Linked DNA regions of Mus musculus: region 2 is linked to region 1. A link is a loop called in an ENCODE intact Hi-C map of the cell type or tissue named here. Cell type or tissue: left cerebral cortex. All regions are shown on one strand.

Region 1 (2,500 bases):
TTAAAAACAAGGACATTGTAAATTTGTAGGCAAATTGATGGAACTACAAAATACCATCCAAAATGACAGGCATGGCATGTACTCACTTGTAAGTGGATAATAACATTAAAGTACAGTATACCCATGCTATATTCCACAGACCCAAGGAAGCTAAATAACAGGGAAGGTCCAAGGGGGGATGCTTGAATTTCTCTCAGAAGGGGAAATAAAAGTCATTGAAGGTGTGTGGAGGAAAGGAACTAGGTGGGAGAGGAGATAGGGAGGAAAGCAGGGAGGAACATCAGGTGTGGGTGAAGCCCAGGAGAGACAATGGAAAACACTGGAGTGGGAAACATCTTTGTAGATGACGTTTTAATATGCTTTGATAAATCATCCTACAAGTTTGCAATGAACCAATCATACTAAGGAACAAACTGTGTTTGAGAAGAAATGAGATATCTCAATGAAAGATGCAATGTCTCTAGATATTTAGGAGGAGGAGAACAGAATGAGCCAGAAGCCCTCGACATATAATTAACTGACTTACCTGGTGACAGCACCACCCTACTCTACTGCATCCAAAAGATGTACAGCATAAAAAAAAATCTCATTACCAAAGGACATGTGTATCTTAGACATGGTATTAGTAGGCCTTTCCCTAAAATAGTCTAACTTATATTTCTTTTATTTTTTTACAGGTTATTTGATATTTTTACACATCCCACAAAAGGGAGAAAGGGTGATCTGATTCCTCTGCTTGCACAGATTTCATGTGATTCTGACAACTCTATCACATTCCTGACAATTACATATTTTCATTCATGGTTTATTTGGTAGTCTGGTTCTTAGGGATATTAGAAGTTTACACTGGAACTTAATAGGGGCATGTGGACCTCCCACTTTTGACACCAAAGGTCACAATTTGGATTCTGTGCTTGGGGGCCAGGCTTTCAGACCACAGCAGCAAATACAAGAGCAATTTTCCAGGAGCCAAATCAATGGGAAACATGGCAAAGAAGATGAATCTAAGAGACATTTTTGTGGCTGCTTTAAGGATATAAAAAAAGTCATGAAGCATTAAAAAGCCTCAGAGGGATTCCCTCATTCTCCCAGCTGTAGAAACACTATGCCTCATGTGTTTTGGACTCTGTGCCAGAAGACCCTGTGTGAGAATGCCTGGCTCCTGGTCCAGCTACCTTCTCTCCCCTTTGCCATAGAAAGCATAGATGGTTTCTGCTCCTACACATCCCATGGGACAGTTCCTTCCAGCTTCTCGGCAACGTTCTTGGACTGCACTAGCCCCTCCTGGCTCTAACTTGGGCCAAGTGCCTGGATAGGCCAACTCACAGCTAAGGATGCCAGACGTGGCATTGGGGAACGTCTGCCTGGGGCCATGGGCTATCCTCAAGAAAACAGATTGAAAGAGCCTGGAGTCATGAAGCTGAGAAGTAGCCAGTGGGTTTCTGTAATTATACTGCGTTCTGAAATGGTGCAGCTTCTTCAAAGATTTATTTAGAAAGTGTTGCTTACAAAATTGGAAAATGGACTAAAGACTTCACATGCACCCACTATTCTATATTCAGCATCTCTTTTGGGAATACCTCACTTCCTTTCTTTGACTTTAGAAGTAGCCATTCTGAAAACCTTCCCAAAGCAATAACATTGACCTTAAAAAAAACCTTTATACCTGTATCTTCCATGAATGTAGGGGAGTAGGAGGCTGTCAGGCTGTGGCCATCACACCCTGTCCATTATCCACTCCAGTGCTGTTGGCCACCTTCTTGGTCTATCCATAGATCCCTTAACTTCTCAAGAAACTCACTGGAAACATATGGTTTAAGGAAATTTAGAAACAAATTCAATCTTTCCCTAAGTCTAGCTTTCAAATTATAAGCTTTTGACAGGAAAGACATTTAAACAAATTTGCACATAATTGCTGTCAGAAATGTGAGCATGTCCCGACTACCAAGTATAAGCTAAGCACATCTAGGAAAGAAGTATACAGGAGAAACGAAGATACAGAGAAGATACAATTTACATAGCAAAGCAGACCTTATTGGTGAGTGGACTTGAGGAACCCACTTGTGCCTATATAAGTCTCTGTTCATTTGTAATTTCATAACACAAAGTATACAAAGCATGTTAAATCAGGTTTTTATTTTCATGGGAATGCCTCCTTATTGTACCTAAAATAAATTGAGCTCCAGAGTGGACAGTGAAGTTAGAGCTGCAGCCCCAGGTTCCACTGTGCTTATTAACACTGCATCAGTGTTTCCCTGATTGAATAGGTTTAGTAAAGAGATAATGACAAAAGTGTATTAGACAGAGCAAAGATAGTGGTGAGGCTTGAGACTTCTCACGCATCCGTGAAGAGTAAAGGTGGCAGGTCTTAAATGATGGTGTAAAAAAAAAAACTCTTTAAAAAGTTGGATGTCAGAGTGTAACAGAAATGACACTAATATTAAATACATCATTTGATGTACAATGAGTTCCTATAAGTGATATTCCATTCTGCCTCCAA
Region 2 (2,500 bases), 230 kb before region 1:
GTTGTTTCAGCCCCACTTGGGAGGCCCTGTCCAGCCCCAGGGCTGGTAAACAGACAGGGTGTGGGGGCAGGGATGGAATTTTGAGCTGGCCCAGATGAGATCATGCTTCCTTTAAGATGCAAATCGATACCTGAAGATCAAAGGTCCTCTGGCTAATCCCTTGGGCTGGAGGTGAAAACTAATCACAATTCATTTGCAAGTACAAAGGACAGAGGTGCTGTATCTGAAAAGGGAACGGGCAGCGACAAAGGGGCTGAAAACCGTGGTGGGAAGATTTCTCACTGAAAGGCGGTTTTCCAGGAGTACTACAGGGAAAGAGATGTCATCGCATCTTTGCATCTGTAGTGCATTGAAGTGCTCGGCTTAGACAGTGTTTCTCCTGGTAGTCTGAGCTCCAGGAGGGCAAAAGTACTGCTTCATTTACTGTTTAGTCCATTCTTAACACATTTATGGAGCACCTACTGTTTATCTTCTTCTGCACCAAATAGGAGCAAAGCAACACAATGAAGATGCTATGCAAATACATGTGGTTTAAAAAGAAGGGGGGGGGGACACAGAATGAGGAAGGATTTGGCAGTTCCTAGGTAGAACTCTGCCATTATTATTATTATTATTATTATTATTATTATTATTATTATTACTATTACTATTATTGCAGAAGACGTTGCCCCAAGCTGAGAGTTGAGTGTTGCCCATCATAAAAGTTTGATTACTAACTAACTGAATGGTGTGGCAGTGGGAAACATTAATTAAAATTTTTAAAAAAATAGAGCTCTAGATGCAGTGCTAAGGACTTATGCAAGCTTGACCTGGTTTGGGCTTAAGTTTGCCTCCTCGAAATGGAAATCATTAGGTAAGGAAATCTCTGAGAACTTGCCCATCTGCTGTGTGATTTCGTGTGTGTGTGTGTGTGTGTGTGTGTGTGTGTGTGTGTGTGTGTGTGTGTGTGTGTGTGTGGCTGAATTCTTCATAATTGTAAACACTGCTAGAACCTACCTTTCGTCTTTGCCAGCCATCAGTGATTCTGATCTATATAAATGAATACTTACCTATTTTGCTTAGGCGAATGAGATATGCCACTTTAGAACACCCTGGAGGAAGGTTCTGGTGAAGGTAGAATGTGGGACCTGGACCTTCTAAAATAAATGCTTGGGTGTCTATCCACCCCATCCGGTGTTGTTTTAAAACTATTCAGCCATGGGCAACAACTAGAAAGATGTTTTCAGGAAAGCATCAGCAAGCTGCAGTCCTCAGACCAGAATGTTATATTTGTACGTTTGGAGGGAACCACAGCCATGTGTGCTCCTGTGTCTGACAGCTTTTCTGACACATCTGAGTCTAGTGGGTAAAGCAAGATCCTATGTCCCAGAGAAACGAAAATACTATCTGTCCCTTTAACCATAAAGATTTTCACTTGCTAATCTGAACATGAGAGGGTATTTGATTCTTTTGTAGTGTCTGGTGCAGAGAGTAAATGGAAATTAGGATGTTATTCTCCACTTATTGCAAAATGAACTAAAATTTAAATATAGAGTGGTAAAGCTGAAAGACTCTTCTAGAAATAGCACTGAGTGGTGAGTCTAGAATCATCTTCCCTTGCTGCTTTGGGCCTCATTTTTCCTTCTACTCAGACTAGAATGAATTTTCTGGATTATACGTTTTTAAAATGTTCTCTGTAATGTTTGTGAAGAGAAGGTTGTTTGTTGTTGAGAAGCCGAGACTTGCTTCCTCCTAAGTCCAGTATACAAACATATTCTTTACTAGGTTCAAAGTGATCCGTTGGTGGTAGCGTTTGAGGATCATCTTTTGTATGCCAAGCATATTTCTAAACTATTAGTCCCTGGACAACTTTTTTTATGGATCACTTTTTTGCCAATAGAAGAAAGGAATGTTTGTAGCAGACGATAAACAAAACAGAGTTATGCTGTCTTTAAACCAAGAGCTTGGCCCGTGTGATGGTGTGGATTTAACCCCAGTACTCAAGAGGCAGAGCCTGGTGATTTTTATGAGTTCAAGGGCAGCCTAGTCTACAAAGCAATTTCACAGACAGCCAGGGTTGTTTTGAACAAACAAACAAACAAACAAAAACAAACCCAGAATCTGATTGTGTATTTACTGTGTAAAGTTACATGCTAAAAGGTCACTTAGTCACTCCTGATTTAAAGAGCTTCAGGGGTGAATGGAGATTGTACTATTATGAAGCAATTCTCATACTAAATTAGTAGAAATGGAATGTATAGGTTACTTTAAAGGAAGGCTCTCCCTTTCTCTTCTCTCTTTTATTTGTGTTAGAGAAAAGACATCAGCCGTATCCTTGACTGGTCATTTAGAATTCCATGATAGAGACTCACAAATACAGGCATTTCAGGGAGAATGGAACTCATTCTACGATGCCAGCTTCCAGAGACTGCATTTCAACACAAACTCCAAAGCTTGAGTCTGTAAAACATTCTAAGAAAAACAGTTCAAGTATAGACAGACAATTTTTCACACCCTTTCC

Evidence for each region. Peaks named below come from ENCODE experiments on the same cell type or tissue, not always from the same donor. Only the 100,000 strongest peaks of a DNase experiment are listed, where the experiment ranks them.
Region 2: a loop joins it to region 1, with 2.0 times the contacts of the local background. A loop is called at or near these places in 2 of 42 quality-filtered maps.

The regions. Positions count from the first base shown.
Region 1 is chr4:65,472,055-65,474,554 of GRCm38, forward strand. All of the region lies in intron 19 of Astn2 (astrotactin 2), which reads right to left. Among named protein-coding and RNA genes, the nearest start is that of Trim32, 130 kb to the right of the region's middle. In left cerebral cortex, no CTCF peak of the experiment used is centred here; a DNase peak (open chromatin) is centred at 1,424.
Region 2 is chr4:65,238,599-65,241,098 of GRCm38, forward strand. All of the region lies in intron 9 of Pappa (pregnancy-associated plasma protein A), which reads left to right. Among named protein-coding and RNA genes, the nearest start is that of Pappa, 120 kb to the left of the region's middle. RefSeq lists an enhancer at 1-1,139. In left cerebral cortex, no CTCF peak of the experiment used is centred here; a DNase peak (open chromatin) is centred at 1,314.